Regions from separate parts of the Mus musculus genome. Here region 1 is linked to region 2. Evidence: chromatin loops called from intact Hi-C (ENCODE). Cell type or tissue: left cerebral cortex. All regions are shown on one strand. Links, peaks and the distances in the headings refer to the core of each region. The heading gives the core; the rest is flanking DNA.

Evidence for each region. Hi-C counts contacts between places; a loop is a spot of excess contacts. Peaks named below come from ENCODE experiments on the same cell type or tissue, not always from the same donor. Only the 100,000 strongest peaks of a DNase experiment are listed, where the experiment ranks them.
Region 1: it touches region 2 in a loop (4-fold over the local background); 2 of 42 quality-filtered maps call a loop at or near these places.

What each region holds. Positions count from the first base shown.
Region 1 is chr15:34,675,996-34,685,658 of GRCm38, reverse strand. It overlaps Nipal2 (NIPA-like domain containing 2), which reads left to right and starts at 6,953. Exons shown (of 11, transcript NM_145469.5): 1 at 6,953-7,100. The coding sequence starts at 6,966. It overlaps 4930413F20Rik (RIKEN cDNA 4930413F20 gene), which reads right to left. Exons shown (of 4, transcript NR_045883.2): 3 at 7,458-7,616; 4 at 6,455-7,081. In left cerebral cortex, for the core only: a CTCF peak has its summit at 5,027; DNase peaks (open chromatin) are centred at 5,462, 6,410, 7,116, 7,515 and 1 more place; H3K4me3 peaks cover 1,446 bases; H3K27ac peaks cover 3,799 bases.
Region 2 is chr15:34,739,444-34,749,260 of GRCm38, reverse strand. It overlaps Gm32970 (a long non-coding RNA gene), which reads left to right. Exons shown (of 7, transcript XR_383919.3): 6 at 149-1,455; 7 at 2,794-4,291. Among named protein-coding and RNA genes, the nearest start is that of Nipal2, 66 kb to the right of the region's middle. In left cerebral cortex, for the core only: a CTCF peak has its summit at 6,033 (motif pointing left); DNase peaks (open chromatin) are centred at 1,096, 1,995, 4,163 and 6,025.

The DNA.
Region 1 (9,663 bases), core at 1,664-9,663, 65 kb after region 2:
CTGGCTCTCAAGCTGTTCCCAGAGGCTGCTCTCCAGGCATCGAGCTGCTAGGTGGAACATGCGTCTCCTGGGCCTCAGTTCCCTGTCCCTGCACATACATTTATAAGTTCTTCTTCCATCCTGGCATTCTACAGTTGTGCATACTATCGCATTCATTTTGGCCCACTCTTTTCTCCCATGCCCCCAGGAATCATGACCTTGAAGGTCTTTCCAGTGCAAATATATTATTCTGAAGTCTGTGATTAGCCTCTTCATTCCTCCGCATTTAGTTGCTTAGTTTATACATATTTATCTTTCAATGTGTGCATCCTCTCCCCTAAACTGAAGTGAAGCCATTCAAGCAAAGGACAGATCTAGGTTCTTTCATGATTTCCACAATCGTTTCTGGAAGCACGGGTCCTGGGTGAGCTTCAGCAGCTGCTGCAGATAACAGCATACAGTGTGGTAACTGGGAGAATGAGCTGAGGATGCAGAAGTGAACTCTGTCATGAAAAATGAGTTCTGTCCAGGACAGATAGTCACAAAAATTTGACTTGATTACAATATAAACTACCCCCCTACCTTCCCCCAAAAGAAAGAAAGAAAAGAAAAAAATGATAGAAATGATACCTAGTCAGGCCCTGTAGTTTCCTCTTAAGGGCCCTTCCAATGAGCAGTGGTAATCAAAATCTGTTATCACTCAAAGGAACTATCTTATTCCTAAAGTTAAAGTTCTTATCTCACTTTCCCTGGATATTTTCTTCAGTTCAGGAATAGGCCTATCAGTAACAAACCTACTTTGTGTCAAGATTTGAGAGGTAATTCTTCCAGACCAACCCCTTACCCCTGTCCATGTACCCAAATTCTCAGTTGTTGCCAAGAGAACATACTTAGGAAGCAAGTAACCACAGGAGATCTATTATGTTAATGAAAAATGAGGCAGGGCTTGCCTGCCTGGGGTGGAGGAGCGATGGGGGAGGATGGGGACATAATGGCCAGGGGCAGGGCATGACACAACAAGCTGAAGTATCACCAGGCTCAGAGGGATGTAGCTTAGAGAATCTCTCCCTGGTCAGAAGACTGTAAAGGCAAGTGGGATGGTGTGTCAGGGTATACAATGATGGAGAGGTAAGAGAAAGAAAGAGGTCCTGAAAGGAGCCAAGAAAAGGTCAGAGTCATTAGGTTGGGGACACCCCAGATCTTTCCTTGATCAAGAATCTTAAGGAAAGATGTAGTTCTGTTGACGACTATAAGGACTAGCTTCAAACCTCCTTCATGGTTTTCTTTACTCTCCCACAAAGGGCCTTTTATTTATTTATTTATTTATTTATTTATTTATTTATTTATTTATTTATAACCAGGGAAAAGCTCAGGGAACAAAACAAGTAGACAAGAAAGAAAGGCATCTGAAGGTCTTGGCCCAGAACTGTTTCTCTGTCACTTTCCCACTGGCCACAATAAGCCACATGACTTAGCATAACTGAGAAAATACCTCTAGTGGGAGCCTATGGTGGTTTGGATGTTCAACCCAGGGAGTGCCACTACTAGGGGGTGTGGCCCTGTTGGAGGAACTGTGTCACTGTGGGAGGGAGGCTTGAGACCCTTCTACTATTCATGTGGGAGACAATCTTCTTCTGTTTGCCTTCAGAACAAGATGTAGAACTCTCAGCTCCTCCTCTATGCCGTGCCTGCCCGGAAGCTACCATGCTCCTGCCATGATGAAAATGGACTGAACCTCTGACCCTGTTAGCCAGCCCCAATTAAATGTTGTCCTTCTAAGAGTTGCCTTCATCATGGTGTCTGTTCACAGCAATGGAAATCCTAAGACAGAGCTGTTGTGACCACTGAGCAAGGGATGAAATAGCACAAATATCTTGTCATGTGCACACGTGTGGAGCTGGAACCAGTAGTTCACTTTGTCTCCTCCCTTTATCTTTCTCAACCCAGGCTTTTAAGATAGACACTAGGAGCCGCTGTGGCTATGATCTCACCTGTTTGAAACTGATCTGAAGATCAAGCCTAAACCCCAGGATTAGGTACACCCATAGCCAAGCTCTACCCTGCCTTTTCAACCTGTAATTATGACTTGCTTAACTTAGCTTTGAATTGGGATCCTGTCACCCACAGACAACGAATACTAGTGAAGTATTACCTCGCCAGTGGTCTTTGTTGGCCTGGTATTCTGTGTTTGCCTTTTTCTCTCCCAAAGAGAAGCTGGCAAACCGTGCCCATGGGATGAAACCAGCAGCTTTCTGTGTTTGTAAATAAAGTTTTATTGGAAAACAGTCTCATCCATTTGTTTACATGTCCTTGGCTGCTTTCACATTGCAGTGGCACAATTGAGTAATAGTGACACAGAGCATATGGCCCACAAACAGTAAAATATTTATTATTTAGCAGACGTTTACAAACTACTGCTCTAAAAGAAGTTGGCCACATGTCTCTCTAGCTAGTCTCAGACACCTGCATGTGGATAACTCCCATACTGAGTTCCTTGGCTCTTACCTTACTCCTCCTTTGTGTACCTGCACATCCTTTCCTTCTAGAATGTTCTAAACTTTCTAAATTCATGATTATCAAACTCAAACTAAACTTATTCTTTCCTTTTATATTGACCATTGTTTTTTCACCTTCATGTCAGCTAGTGGAGCCCTTAGCATCCATGCACATTAACCATAAACTCATCCCCTGTGCCCCTCCACCATGCTTCACCGGTTGTCTTTGATAAGAAGATACCTTCTATCCTGGCTTTCTCCATATCTTCTCTGGTGTTTCTCCATTTAAACTGCCCTGGCTTGTAGGAGTTATCTCACAGCACCCACCAGTTCTGCCCCTTTCCTGAGGGACCCCAAACTTCCCCATTAAGGCTTCATTCACCATGCAAGGCCCCACCAATTTCCTGGTTTTGCTATTCACTTGAACTTTATTTGGGGGTACACTGTCAGCTTTCTGTATCTGCAAATGCCACATACTTGTATTCACTCTGGTGTGGGTTAACAATATTTGGGAAGGACATTTATGTACAGAACAAGTTCAGACTTCCAGTGCCATCATTCCCTAAACAACATAGTGTAGCAACTATGAACAGAACATTCACCTCATGCTGGGATCTTATGTAGAAGGCATGCAACAATGTGAGAAGATGTGTGTAAGTTATGCATAAGTACATGACACTTTATATAAGACTCGGTAGACGGAATGGAGAAATGGCTCTGGAGTTTTTGCTGCTCTTATACAAGGATCAGTTCTCAGTAGCCATATTAGGTGGCTCACAACTGCCTGTAACTCTGGCTTGAGAGATCAGATGCCTTCTTCTGCTGTCTTTGGGGACCCAGTCATAAGTAGCATGAACATACACACACATACACACAAACTTATACATACACACACATATATACACACTTAAAACAACACTCCATATCTGAGAGAAAAACATGCCATATTTGCCTTATCTGGCTTATTTTGCTTAACATGATAATCTCTGATTCCATCTGTTTTCCTGTAAATGACTTAATTTCACTTTCTATAAGACCGAATAAAGCCTCATTTTGTATACATAGTGCATGATATATAAATCTTTAAAATTTTACTTTTTCAAAACAATGAGTGGGAAGTGGTTGTCACAGAGGGTTTCAATTTGCATTTTCTCTATTGTTAAGGTTAAAATATTTTTCATTATTATTATTAACCACTGATATTTGTGTATTCTGGCATATATATACATATATATATATATATATATATATATATATATATGAATTTTTGTCCATTGTAGGTGTGATAAATAAGGGTTCTCAGTTTGTGACTTTCCTTTTCTATTCCATACTGTCTATTGATGTATAAAAGTTCTCGGCTTTGTTGTAATTACATTTTTCAAATTTCCCTGTATGGTTTGTGCCTTTGTATTTGTTTAAGGAAGTTTCAATTTTAATGTTCTAGGTAGCAACAGCCAACATTTACTGAATACTTCAGCATTTATTGAATATTTTGCTTTCAGTACTAAATTCTGTCCTTTTAAAAATTGTTTTTGCCTCAGTGGGAAAAGATGTGCCTAACCTTGCAAACTCCATGTGTCAGGGTGAGGGATATCCAGAGGGCCCCTCCCACTCAGAGGTGAAGGGAAGGGGCATAGGGAGATGGGGGAAAGGATTGTGGGAGGGGCAACTGGGAGATGGGCAGTGAGTGGAATGTAAAGTAAGTAAAAAAATAAATTGTTTTTGCAATTTTATTTATTTCTATTTTGTGTATATTGGTGTTTTGCCTATATGTATGTCTATATACCCTGTGCATGTTTCCCTAGGGAACCAAAAGAGGGTTTCAGATTCCCTGGGACTGGAGTTATAGATGGTTTTAGCTGTCATTGGAATTGGTCAATGGGAATTGGACCTGGGTCCTCTGAAAGAGCAAGTTGTGCTCTTAACCACTGAGCCATCTCTCCTGTTCCTCATTGTCTTCCTTTTATGTAAAAGACTGAAAGGCTCAGAGAAACAAAATTACTGTGTCAAAGTCACACAGCAAACAAGCAGTTATCAGGCTCTGAATACAGGCAATCTGTCAAGCCTCTTTTTGTAAGGTTCTCTTTAAAATCTCCACTCTGTAGTTCACTTGCATATAGGAAGTGAGATACTGGAGCTGATCTTTACCTTGAACCCTCCATTTATTCTGAGATGCTCATTGTTAAATACTACTACTACTAATAATAATAATAATAATAATAGTGATAATAGTCATAATAATAATCATGATAACAAATCAAAAAACAAAACACTAGTGTTAACTGTGTCTTGCTAAAAATGATGTTTTTAAAGTTTTACTAATTCTGCAATTAAATGATCCCAAATAAGGAGGACCAAATGGAACCCATTCTTCAAGTGCTAAGTGAAGTCCAGCTTCAAATGATGTGGCACTAGAATTAACAAGAAGTCAGCCCTTAGATTGTAGCACCAAGAACTGAGAGACTGAAATGAAATCTGCCTCGCCCCCAAGAAGCCCTGCAAGAGGCAGAGGCCAACAAAAGCAGGAACAGTCTTCGAAGCTCCACCTACAGGGCTGGGACCAAAATAGTTCACACGCATCCCTGCCGCCTCCTGTGAACCCCGTGGGAAGGCACTCTGGTCACGAATTGCTTGTTTCAACCACCCACACACACTAGGGCAGCAGCAGTGATGGCAGCCGCATCTTGGAACCCATCGATCGACTAACCAACAGCACGTAGGCTTCACATGTTTCTCCATCAAGTGCTTTCTTTCTCCAAAGGTTTTATACAAATATAAAGAGATCGAAACTGATTTTCTAAGTTAAGAAGTGAAGAAGCTTCTGAGTTGTGAGCAACAGAGCATGGGGGCCTGATCATAAAGGTCTCACAGAGCAGGCACAAACCTGTGAACGTCCCTGGAGATGGGGAAGGTCGATCTGTTTAGTATTTTGCTTGTTAGAGCCTGCCTGCATGCCTACTTACAATCTGGCTGACAGATAATACTCAGGAGTGATTGTGCCAAGCTCTGCCAGTTCCCCTCTGCCACCCCTCCTCATCTATCCTCACATACTACTCTCCAGGAGGGAAATGCCCCAAAATCTCTGGCAAGTAAAGCTAGGCATGTGACTTATTCCCAGCCAATGGGGTCAAAGGAGGAGAGATGATGGTTGTGGAGGTTGGCGATTCTTGGACAACCATTTTCCATTAAAGAGTATGCGGATCCCAGGCATGGCAGAGCTGAGGGATGGGAGTGTCCTAGAATCACATAGCAGGCATGTGTTTCAGGGGTATGGTGCTTGCTTAACATCTAAAGGCAATGGGTTCGATTTATAGCACCATATACTTATGAAATTAATGAAATTTATATAGCGAATTGATTTTTCTTTGGGGTATTTAATTGAAATAAATTCGTTTCTTTAAATTGAACATAGTTAGCTACAATTATTAATTGTTGACTTAACATTTTGTTTACTCAAGCAAGAACCAACACAACTGTCAGGACGACTTGCCTTTTTTTTTTTTTTTTTTTTTTTTTTTTTTTTTTTGCGTCTGAAATGACTTACACTCTCTTCTCTGCTTTACATATTTCCCCTAAGAAATCATCACAGCTTTCTCCCAGGTCCCTTTTTCCCTCTCTCTCTTCCTCTCTCCCTTCTTCCCTCCCTCCTTCTATCCCCCCTCTCCTCCTCCTCCTTTCTCCCTCCTCTCCTCTCTTCTCCTTCCCTCCCCTCTCCTCTCTTCCTGTCTTGTTTCCTCTCTCCCCTATCTTTAAAGTGCATAGCTTAAAGAGTCTCAGTGTCTTGAAAACAAATTCCCAGTGTAGACACTTCATGTAATAACACAAAAATCACAGAATGTTCAAAGTGACAGACAAGACAAAGATCATTTGTAGTGTAACCGAGTTTAAAACCGGTCAGACTAGAATATCCAGTATGCGTACTTAAGGTTGTTCTTAGCATTTCTGACTCAACTTAAATCACCATATGGGGCAGCTGACAACGTTTCAGCAATTCTTTATGAACTTATCTGACAGCCTATCCAGCTGCCATAGGATATCTCTTCTCTATTCTTCGAATAGTTCCTAATGGTCACTCTGTGGCTGGGCTCTTCATTCACAATGTGCCCAATATTGGGGAGAGGGAGATTATGGCTTTTTCTTTTTTCCATATGTGGAACATTTTAAACCTTTTACACGCGCGAACTGGAACTGCCAAGGGTGCCGGTCACTCTTTAGATTAATGGATAGCTCCTTTTCTCCCTGCACTTGGACAAACATTTGCTTTGTGCACAGTAGATCCCAGAGGCAAAAGAGATGATGTCATTCCTGCGCTGACAGGTGTAGGCACCGGGGCCCAGAAGGGAGCGGCGGCAACTGGGCCGAGCCCGGACCTCACCTGCGTGCCGCAGGAGCCAGGTGCCGGCGCCGGGTCGCCGGGCAGGAAGTGGCTGCGGCTGCGGGAGGACGGACGGGAGGGCCGCGCCCGAGTCCCAGCGCGTGGATTCAGTCCTCATGGCGGCTCCGGCGCGCACAGCCCCCGAGGACGACGCCTCGGCCGTCCTAGACGAGCTGTCTCGGAACTTCACATACTGGGCACCAGGCCCGGGCAACGGCTCGCTGTCGAGCGCCTGGTATCGCAGAAACCAGGTAAGGCCGCCCGCGCACCACAGCGCGCCGCCTGCCAGCTCCACGCAGGCCCCGCGGAGGCGCCAGGCCTCGGTGCCTTCCTGCCAGCTCTCCGCGCTCGCGACTGGGCGAGTGGGTAGAGCTGACACGTGACGCTGACACTTGGCTACCCATCCCCTCCGCCCCCTTCCCCCCTCCCGGCCTCGGCGGAGCAGCAGACCCCCAGGCTGCTCCCTGGTCTCACTCTTGGGCCTTTGGGTCCCCAAGGACCTCGCCTCCCCCAGCTTTCTTCCCCTCCTGCAAGGCGGTGGAGGTGGATTTCCACTTATTTTTCAGGCCAGTTTCCTTTCACAGTTAAAAAATAAAAAATGGTGCTACCCTTCTCAGAAGCAGAAACTCATTAAGGGGCTCCCAATGTCAATTCTGTGCAGAGTTGTGTCTCCAAGGTCCCAGCAATCTCAGCATCAACCTTCCCAGATACTCTCAGCTGCAGTACTTCATTGCTCGCTGCTGTCAGCCAAACACCACGGGTTTATGCTGGCAATATAAATTTAAGAGCATCAAAGAGGATCGGAGGTGTCCCCTACCCCCTCTGCTGGCCCTAAGATCAGGCAGAGAAGCAAAGCTCTCCCTAGCATTTATATTCCTCTAAGTGGGGCAAGTGATTGATCTTTCAGGCTTGCGTTAGTTTTCCTAAGCCTGTTACTTTGTTCTTGTGCATGAACAAAGCCACAGATCTTTTTTCCTTTGCAAGAATAAGGCCATAAATTTTTGTTACTGTTGTCCTCAGTGGGATATTTAACCACTAATCAAAGAGATCCTTTTTATGCTTGAAAAGTATCCTAAATGTTTGTTTCTGAACTTGGAGGTGATTTGTATAACGAATAAATAAGCTTAGATCATCTTTTTAATGTTCAACACAGGAAAGATTATGGCTTTAAAACTGTTATGTCACAAAAGATAACAAAATGGGGCAGGGGCATTGCTCAGACACTGACTGACTCTCCTTGCTTCCACTGTGGAACTACAAAGAAGAGACTTTCCTTAGTGTATGTTATGCTTGTAGTAGACACATTTCCAATATAAGTTTAAGAATGAATGGTCTGCTCTTGGTAAAATATTAGAGAGTTAGTAGATGTGACCCACCCAGGCATCATCCAAACCAGGAAACCATTGTTTTCACTAGAGAACTTATGTAGTCATTAGTTTTCTTAAACATTTCCTGGAATTCTTGATTGTCTTGGCTCTCCCAAGCACAGATTATCATGTGACACAGATGTTTGCAAGGCTTAACTTGCTCTTTATAGTACACAGTTGTACATCAGGAGGGTGTGTCCAGAAGATGCTAAGTGGAACTCCTAAACTGACACGTTAGCTGCAGTTGGTTGAGATAAGACGATGTCAGCCTTTTTCATCAGTGTGCAGAGTTAGGCCATCTTAAAAGCCATGGTATTTTAGCCTTTTGCTGTTGCTGAAAGGACAATTACTTTTGTTTCAAGGAAAAGTACAAATTGAATTTTAAAATCAATTCAACAAACATTTTATCAAGTGCCACTAGTATTGTCCAGGACAGTAAAAATAAATGGAATCTAGCTTTTCCTTTCTGATACTAACTGAAGAGAGAGATGGCTGAATATGGCCTATCACTTCAGAAAAACCAAGTGTGAGGTCTGAGCCCCCATGCCCCACAACTCATGATTGGTCCTGGGATCGACTGGCTTCTTGATGTTTCCCTCAGTTCTGTCATATCTGAGATGCTTGCACAGATTCTTTTTGGTGGTTGCCCAGCTAGCTCTCTGTGTTTTCACAGTGATTGTCATCAGGTCTTATCAAGTAGCCTTCCTCCATTGAAAAGTCCTGCTGCCCCCAAAGAGCTTTCATGGAACAGTGGCCACTTAGAAGCAGTGCTGCCAGAGACTGACGTAAGAATGCCTGCAGCAGAAAGTCTCAGAGCAAACAGTAGTAACCCTGGGCGAGTAGCTAAGAAACCACTACAGTTTGCACTGAGATCCTGTCCCACTTGGAAAGGTGGGGAGCTGGTATGGAAGGTTAGGTGTGACAGAGTTTTGCCTGCACGATAATGTTGTGTCCACACATTTTCATGACAAAAGGCTAATTAATGTTCCTAAGCACTATGGAAATATTCAGTGTGGTCTGAGACCCAAACCTTTCTTTCAGGAATGTTATTAGGTGACTAGGAAGATGTCTGTAACTCCAAAAATGGGGCATGTGGTATCATGTGAGTGGTGTAAAAGCCAGTGGAAATCCACAGTCAGGTAGCTTTCAGCTGGATGGTCAGGGATTCAGTTGGACACTTAAGAATAGGTAGGTCTTTATGATAAGTATGTTCAGGTGGAGGACATTTTAGGAAAGGGAAACCCTGATGACAAGGAACAGCTCCACTTTCTAGGAATTTCCATGCCTACAGTTTGTGGACCAGACTCAATGGTAGATGTGGCAGTTAGGGAAAATGGAGACTAAATGTGGGAATAGGGCTTAGGTCCTTGGATCTGGTCCCAGATTGCCTTAAAGGAAAAGTAAGGAAATTAGTTTTATCTGTCAGATAATCAGGAGCCATTGGGGG
Region 2 (9,817 bases), core at 555-8,554:
TTCTGGCATCCTCTTGTGGCCTCCAAAGGACCAGGCACACAACAGGTGCAAAAACATACATGCAGACAAAATATTCAAACAAATAAAAGTAAATTTTAAAACACTCTAAAGCAGAGCTGAGGTTCTTCTGTGTCCTCTTTCCTTCCAGCGACTGCTTCTGCCTAACTTCTCTTCAGGGAGGTTTCCACAGATTACAGAAGTACCTTTTTAGTACCCAGGGCACATTCCATCCTGTCTCGAAGTCCCTTTCTTCAGCTTCTTCTAGAACTTCTGGTGAACAAGGGTGCTAAGAGCAAAGCACTTCTAAGATTCAACCACTCAAACTCTGAAACAAATGTTGGAGGGCTACTCCATCCGCATGGCCGCAACCCAACATGGCATTTACCTCAAAAGACCCAGTGACTGCTCCCAAAAGCAGTGTGGACGGATTGTGGGAAGACACAGCATGATGGAGCTCCTGAAGTAAGAAGATACAAGTTACGATCTAAGCTGAAAGGCTGGTCAGGAAGGAAAGGGAAGACTGTGGCCAGGAATCAAAAAACCTAGACAAAGAGTTGCATGGTGGCAAACAGACTTATATGGGCCTGGGCTATAGACCAGAGAGCTCACAAAAGGTGGTAAAGGACAGACCTTCCCAGTGCCCAGCCTTTTCCTGTGCTTCCCATTGGCTGAAATCGAAGGAAAGCCAGAAACTTGGCATCATGGGATGTCATCTGACAAAGGGAAGAATGGCTCTGGCATGAGGATGGGGAAAAGGAAAGTAAGCAACCAAATAATTAAAGGAATTAGAGGAATCTAAGTTGTGAAGTTAGTGAGCAAGAGACACACAGCTTTGTTTGGAAGAACAGGAGAGACCTGAAGCAGGGACACTGTTAAGGAAATGGAAACTAAAGGGGAAGAATATGGCTTGGAATCTGGGCTCTTGCTCACTCTTGAGTAAGACTCCTGAGCCAAATGTGAAGGAGAGAAAGAAGGGACAAAGGGAGTCATGGTGGAACAATACCAGTAAAGGGCTAAAAAACTCCCATGTGTTCCTCCGAATGGGAGTCGTAGGTAGCCATGGTTTCAGAGCGCACAGCTGTGGGAAGAAGCTAGAAGCTGATGAGAAGCAGGCGGGGAAGACAAGCTCTGTGGGTGAGACTTAGCATCAGCAGGATCCTGCTGCAAGGACCACCCTCTAGCCGGAGGCTGCCTGGGACCCCACAAGGAGAGCCTGTGCCCCTAACCAGGCTCCAGGCTGTTGGGAGATGCCTCTGAACTGAGACCCCCAAGCTGTTTGCCTCCCTTGGTGGCCCTTCAGCAGACAAAGCCCTCATTAAGATTTCTTTCAGCTTCTGTCTTCTTGGAACACCTGAGACAAGAGAATGATGAATGGCAGCCTGGAGATCAGCCTGGAGCCACACCTTGCCCTTTGAGTAGCCTCTCCCATGACAATCAACACTTTTCTAGAGCCTGGTAAGGTGTGAGAGTTTAGAATGTCCATAGGTTAGCTATGGTAGAGACCTGGAAGACAGGCGTCCGGACTCTTTTTGGCTGTGACATTTATGTGGCAACAGTAGTCTTAACCTAGGACGTTTGAGTAAGGGAAGTGTTAGGCAAACCTCAGAGCATTGGCCACTGGAAACTTGTCCTGGAAACTGCTCTGTCTAGTTTAGCCTTTTCCTTTTAGAGTTGAGGATAGGCTCTTTGAGGTTTTCCTAGATATGCTCCCTAGGAAAACTCAGTAGGGGAGAGCCTGTGCAAGAACCAAGATCCCTGCTTCTATAGCCAATGCTCATTCTACTACAGGGGCATGACTGTCCGTTATTCTGCTGAGTGGCTTCTGCATGTGCACTTCCACCTGGTATAAGGTATTTATACCATTTAGTCTCCCGGATCTCCTGACTGCTGACTTCCACACTACACACAGATGGGCTTTTCCTGGCATTGAGCTGGATGCCATGAAAATCTCTAAACTCAATTTTTAATAGGAAAATGTATGCTGCCAAGTTGGGCTCCCCGGGGGACATTTTAGCTGTGTGAGTCATGGGGTATTTAGAAATTTTGCTCCATTTAAGGGTGTTCTATTTACGAGCATGTGTAGGTTTTTAGAATTTTGGAGTTGTGATGAGGGTGGGTTATATATTAAGAATGTATATGCCTCTCTTGGACTGTAAACAAAAGGGTGTGTGTGTGTGTGTGTGTGTGTGTGTGTAAGAAAGAAAGACAGTGAAACAGAAACAGACATTTGAGAGAGACAGAACATTACTGATAGTGGTCATATAGGAACTTCAAAGAAAAAAAAAAGGTAGCTAACTCTTATCAGATCATTTTCTGCAATAAGAATTTGCTGACCTAAGTTTGACCTTTAGAGCTTCCATCCCCCTTGTTTCCTGAGGTGGCAGCTGTGGGAGCAAATGGTGAGGGGAGGGTGAGGTCAGCTGGAAATGAAGGAAATCCTACGTGTGATTGTATGGTGGTATCAGGTGGAAGCAGCGTGCTTTTGTTCCCTCAGCCCATCTTCTAGAACTGTACTGCAGGAGTCTATGCTGAAGAGGAGACTGGCAGGGTGGTCTGAACCCACCTAGCTCAGCTCTGAAACAGGATGAGCAGACAGGGCACCATCAACAACCCAGATGCTCTCAGAAAAGAGCCCATTCTCTGTTTATGTGCGAGCCCCCCACAAGTCCTGCCATTGTACTCCTGAAGCCTGAACTCAGAGCTACAGTGAAGTCCTAAGCTCACATCTGTCACTCTCTCCATCTCCCCACAAAGTCATTGATAACCAAATGGGTGTTTGTATTCTCTCTAAAGGAGGCTGCTGTCGCAGGATCTGGATCTCCTTGCACCATCCTCTCTGTCTTCTTCTGAGAATATCATTGAGCCAACCTACCTTCCTCCGGTGGGAAGATATACTTCTGCACAGCCCTTCCTGGGAGATATTTACCACCTGGATTCCATGTGAACTGATTCCACCAGGAATTTGTGCAGTGTCTATAAAGCAGGTTCCAGCTCATGAAGGACAAAGGCTGGCAGCAAGGACTAAGCTGAGATTATCATGCCCTTGGGACTGACTTGAGTTCAAAATGCTGTGTGACCTAAGCCAAGAAGTAGCAGAAGTCACATTAGGATCCTTTGTCACATTCTGAAGGTGGATCTCCACACCTCATCAGACCAGCACACCTGCTTTAGTCTAGGCCTCTTCTAGAAGCCAGCATGACATTCCAGTGCACGCCACATCACTGTACAATACATGTCTTGTGCACAGGTGTGCTGCTCTGTCCCTGTCCCCCAGCAAGGTAGCTGGAGGTGTCAACCCAAATAGATCCTGAAATCTGTTCAGCACTCTCATTCCAATCATGAAGGTAGCTCACCTTGACTGTAACATTCATCTCATGTCAGACATTGATCTATGCTTTTCATTAGCAGATTTAATCCTCTCAGCAATACAATGAGGAAACTGAAACATGAAGAGACCAAGTGGCTGTCCAAGTCCACAAGCTAGAAAAGGGAAGACAGCCTCCTAGCAGGGCCAATGCTCTTAGCCACATATCTTATGTACATGGGGGCCATGCCTAGTTTTAAAAAGACAGTTGTGTCTATGTGTCTGCAGCTACATCTTTATACTGTGGGGAAAACGTGGGGCCTAGACTGAAGAATGTGTGGGTCAGAAAGTGGCTCTCCCACCACCAAGGTTGTTGGTCATCTCTGAACACTCAAAATCAGGCCAATGTTCTCTCTGTCCATCTGCTGTGACTGGAAAGGGGTGTTCAGTGCAATGAATACATTGGCTGTCTGCCTCTTTGCAGTGATCAGACTGACAAGACCCATCTTTGACCCTGTTGAGTTTGGGTCCAATGAGTATGGAGAGTATAAGAGAGTGAGTTAAATGGTTGTGTAGTGAGCATCTGGCACTGCTAGGAGATGCTCTAGAAATCACTGATCTCTATTCATTTACATATTTTACATAAAAGTCCAGAAGATGCATTCTTGTATCCTGTTACAGTTTGAATGTGAAGTCTCCCCTCCCCAGCTCATATTTTGAAGTTTTGGGCTTTTTCCCCCCCACCACCAAGATGACAGTGTTATTCTGGAGGGTCGTACAATGACTATGAGGTGTCTGAAGTAGGCCCCTGGTGGCAGCCCTTTCAAGGTCTTGTTTGGCCCCTGCTCTGGGCCCATTCTCCTCGCTCTCTTGTTCACCGTGCTGAGACATCTCCTCCACACTTTTCCACTCCCATGCCTTCCTCACCACCACTGGCTGAAATCCCTTTTGATATTCTGAGCCAAAATAAACTTCTCCTTCTTTAAATGGTTTGTTTCAGATATTTTGGTCACATCAACACAAAGTAACTATGAACAGTACATAGCTTTAGCCAACTGGCCTGTTAACAAAGCTATCTAGTTGCTGGAATGCAAAGAGAACCATGAGCCTTAGACTCTACCCTGGTGTTCAGTTAAGCAGAGATAATGCCTTCATAATCTGAAAAAATGGCTGTTCCATAAAATATTAAGGTGATGGAGCTGTCTATAAGCAGGAGCTTCCAGAGAAGGAAGAATATTCCTTACAGTGCACCAGGGAAGCCAGATAGCATATGACAAGGACTATACCATTCACAGACCAGACTTCATTAATAATAAACCTTGTTAATTCAAGGAGTGTTAGATGCAGGACTAAACATGAAGATACAGCAAGGAAAGCCCCACCTTTGTGTTTATGGTGGTGTCGAGGGGTCAGTAGCTAGTTATACAAATGAAACCGAAGGATTAAGCATAGAATTGTTTAGGGGAGAGTCTAATGTCTCTTCCACTCTTGTGGGGTCAAGGTGGCTCCCATAATGAAGTAATTTATAATTCCATATCTTAACGGAAACGAGGAAAAGGATATGGAAGGGGACACACTGAGAGAACGAGACCCTGAGTGTGGTAGAACCCAGGGAAGAGAAAGCATTTGCAGGTCTCCATCTCCAGGACAGTGTCCAACATGCATTTGACATCTAACCAGCACTGTGATGGAAGACAGAAGGAAGGACATTGGCCTCCAGAACCACCCGAAACACAAAACTGCAAGGCTTTCAGAAAGGCATAGAGAGCAGAAAGGACAAGAACTGAGACATGGTGGCCTCGGGGATGAGAGTCTGCAGGGCTCTCCCAAATCACATTACAGAGTTAGGACTCTAGCCTGGAGGTAATGGAAGGCCCTTGAGGGATTCTAAGAAGATCAGATTTAAAGATCCTCCTGGATGCTGGATGCTAGAGAGGATCTAGTCATGAGAAGCCAAATAGAGTCACCCAGGAAGGAGAGCCCAGCAGCCTGATTCTGTTATAAGCGTTTAGGAAGACACTGATTTCGCCTTTTCGTCACTTTCTCTTGGTTCCTTTGGGAAGCTCTAAAGACATGTGGTTGTACTCTCCATGCCACAGCTGTTTGCGGGTGACAGATGGCACCCAGTTGTGTGCCTAGGAGCTCACGTCTTTTCCCCAGAGTATCTTTACTTTGTTTCTCAGCACAGGAAGGAAATACCATTTTCCCAGCTCTTTCTTTAGAAAAGTCACTCCTCATTTGCTTATGAGAGCTTTTGGTCTCTGGACCATGTTTGGATTCCATGCGTGCATTGTGTTGCACTGCGGTCCAGCTCAAGGGTGGCTCTGCCTTTCTTGGTTTTCTGGAGGCAGTGTACTTTCCTCCTGATGCTTATCTTCAATCCCTTTCTCAGAATGTCTTGCCCATGAACTCTCTAACAGCATCACAATCGGTGCCAAGTGGCGTGTTTCAATAGATTTCTCAAATAGGTCAGATACTGAGCCAAAAAAGACAGGATGCCTCAATACAAAGCCGCACATTTCTGAGAATCCTTTAGTAGCTGTCCTCTGCCCTCGGGATAAAGTACACCACCCTCCTCCCCCGCATCCCGTCCCCGTATCTGTTGTTTTGGACAGCCGGCTTCTGTCTTTACTCCACCTTCTTTAAACCCAAGCAAAGTTTTTTGAGCAAAAGGGTGGACCACTAGAGAACTGGAATGGCAGCTTGAACCAGGGGGAAGAGCTCCCCCTGCTGGCGGGTAGATCCGCTGCACTTTAGTCGTGGTTGTCCTTGTATCTCAAAAAGCATTTAGGTGTGTTTTATAAAGATTTTTCGGGTTAAATCGAATCATGTGTGGAAGTGGGTTTAGGGTGTGTACTTTTAGAAGGAAATCCATGACAAATCCTTTCTGTGACACAAGAAAACCTTTTAAGACAGGGAAATAATCACTTATCATCATCATCTCTTATGTCTCTGATGCTATTGGGGCAGCATGCCGAAGGGGTTCTCCTGGGGTGCTGCTCCTGTTGAGAGCGCTGAGGAAAAGGCACAGTAGCTGAATATGATGCCCAATTCTCGCACGTCTGACATTTCCATACCTTACAAAGGAGGCTTTTTTTTTTTTTTTTTTTTTTTTTTTTTTTTTGGCTTGTGTCTATGAAGTGGTTAGTGCTTCTCATAGCTTGACTGGGGGTGGTGTCAGCAGCCCTGGGCTGGCAGATTCAACAAGACCAACGCACGAATTTGGAAAGAAATCAACTCTTCCTATGGGTCTTGGCTCCAGAATGATCAAGAGGAAGAAAGCAGGAGAGGACAAGAGAAACACCGCCTTCATGAGCAGGGTATCAGCCATATTACCCAAAGGAACTGTGTCGGTCACAGTTAGGGTTGTTTTCCCTCCCTCCAGATGTTGTGTGTTACTGAACCTGTAGTTGGTAAGCACATACATGCCCCCCTTAGCAACGGTCAGTGCCGGCATGATGGCTGGCTTCAGGTGTAGAAGCTACAACTGAGCATGAACACACACACACACACACACACACACACACACACACATACACACACATAGTGTGCTGCTGGAACTACTGTATGATCTCTCACGAAACAGAGACCCAGTCTCATTTTGTAAATGCTTGGTCACATGGTAGGATGAAGCCCACATTCAAGTAGATTTGGCCCAAGCAATAAGATTAGGGGTGTAGGCTTGATCTCTTTGCTGGGAATTTGAATATTTCCATGAGCTCTCAAGTGCAAATCCAGCATATTCTTTGACCTGGAATCCCAGGAAGGTGAGCCCTGAGTAGTTTTCAGACTAGATTTCATGGAGCTCCGAGGTTGAAAGAATCAGCTTGCTCTTTTGTAGTTGGATTGCTTGCAACAAAAAAGGAGTAACCAAGGGGATTCCCACTCACCTGGCCATCTACTGGATCCAGAAACCACTGGACCTGAAAATCGTGCTCACAGCACCTTGAGCTAGGGGCATGAAGGAAAATCTAGAGTAAAAAAACAAAAAAGACTTTTGCTTCTTCAATTGAGAGGGCAGACAGGCTACATGCATTTGAAATTGGTTATAAACACTAGACCCACCAGCTACAATTTAGGAGGTCTTATGTGCAGTCTGCCCAGTCCAGGTATTTTAATGCTGTGTTGCAGGGAAGTAAAGGCCAGCTGGCAGCTGACCGACCATGCTCAGGGGTCAGTTCTAAACAGCACTGTTTGGGAAAAGCTCAATCTAAAACAGACATCTCTGGATGTGTTTAGGTTTTGCTTTCTTTCCACTTTTAAATATTAAAAATTGACTCCAGCTGTGGGGTAGAAAGTAACGCCTAACCTATAAAAACATTGACAAATAAATCACAATGCAATTTGCCGCGCATTTTTGTGAGGTCTAAACACCAGTTCTTGAAAGGAATTTTCCATTATTGCATCTTGGGAAGATAACTTCTTCATGAAAAATTCATTTGACTTTTATATTTCATAAACTCATCACATAGCATTCCCACATTTGGGAGCTGAGTGTGCGGAGTGCCCTAGGCCTTCAGCTGTGTTTTCCACACTTCTAAGTTTCTCCTCACATTGCTTTCTCAGCACTGGGGACACTGTAAGAATCTTTATCTAGAAGTTGGGGGGTACATGTTCCCCTGCCACAGGTTCTGGTCTTTCTGTAAACAAGAATGGGGCTAAACAAAGGGACGGTTCTTTCCGCATTTGGACCGTCACGATCCTTAACGAAACTCTACCAATACTCCTTGGGTATCACCCCTGTCCAAGCAAGCGACACATTCCTCCAGTGCAGTTTTATGGTAGAATCACTACTAGAGAACTGTGTGCTTTCTTAGGTGGGGCAAGGAATTCATGGGAGACCCAGGACCAAGGGAAGAGAAATTTGTGTCTCAAACTTTGTGCTTGAGTTAGAGTTTTCAAATGTTGTTTCCAGATGGCCCTGCCCAGGGGCATGCCATCTATCATGACAGAAAAGGTGTACCACAGGAACACACTCCAAGTCTCAGGGACTTCTTTCTGCTTACAGTGCTTGCCCATCACAAGCTGGGTTGTAAAATGTGTGATGGATGGAGAAGCCACCATTTGAGACACAGTGGTCATGTAAAGAAAAAAGATCATTTTCAAGGCCTCCCCCCAGTAATCAAGTTCTCACATCTAATTGGTCAGTATTAGTTACATGGGACTATCCTACCTCCAGGGGTAAGGAAAACTACCTGCCCTGAAGGCTGAGATCCGGAAAGACTTAGAGAAGAGTACTAGTGGACAGCTGGTCCATCACGCCTTTCTAATAGTATTTGTGGAACTGTGCAGTCAGTGGGACCCCTGGGTCCTGGGCTCAGCCTCACAGCCTTAGGATGGGTGTGGCCATGGAGACCAAGGTAGCAGATACTCTCTTAAGTGTCTCCTACTCCTTGAAGTTTTGAGTGTTGTTACACTCACGTTACTTATTGGAGAGGCTGCAGCCCTTGCTGTTCTATAGCCCTCTCTTGAGAAATTGATTAGATCAAAAAAATACATTTACCTAAGACTACTTCAGACGTTTATTGTTTTTGAAATGGCTATATGTATGCCTCAGGGAAATTTGATGGCTTTGACAAGACCATTTTCTTTTTCTTTTTCTATTTATTGGATATTTTCTTTATTTACATTTCAAATGTTGTCCCCTTTCCCGGTTCCCCCCTCCTAGCGAAGCCCCCCATCCCACTCCCCCCTCCTCCTGCTTCTGTGAGGGTGCTCCCCCCCACTCCTGCTTCCCTGCCCTGGCATTCACCTACACTGGGTCATAGAACCTTTATAGGACCAAAGACATCTGCTCCCATTGATGACCTAGAAGGCTACATATGTGGCTGCTACATATCCTCTGCTACATATGTGGCTGGAGCTATGGGTCTCTCCATGTGTACTCTTTGGTTGGTGGTTTACTCCATGGGAGCTCTGGGGGATTTGGTTAGTTGATATTGTTGTTCTTCCTATGGGGTTGCAAACCCCTTCAGCTTCTTGGGTACTTTCTCTAGCTCCTCCATTGGGGACCCAGTGATCAGTCCAATGGTTGGCTGTGAGTATCTACCTCTGTATTTTTTCAGGCACTGGTAGAGCCTCTCATGAGACAGCTATATCAGGCTCCTGTCAGCAAGCTATTATTGGCATTCACAATAGTGTCTGAGTTTGGTGACTGTATATGGGATCAATCCCCAAGTGGGGCAGTCTCTGGATGGTCTTTCCTTCAGACTCTACTTCACACCTTGTCTCCGTATTTCCTCCAGTGAGTGTTTTGTTCCCCCTTTTAAGAAGGATCGTAGAACCCACACGTTGGTCTTCCTTCTCCTTGAGCTTCATGTCGTCTGAGAATTGTATCTTTGTTATTCTGAGCTTTTGAGCTAATATCTACTTATCAGTGAGTACATATCATGTGTGTTCTTTTGTGAGTGGGTTACTTCAACTCAGGATGATGTTTTCTGGTTCCAACCATTTGCCTGCAAATTTAATGAAGTCATTATTTTTATAGTTAAGCAGTACTCCATTGTGTGAATG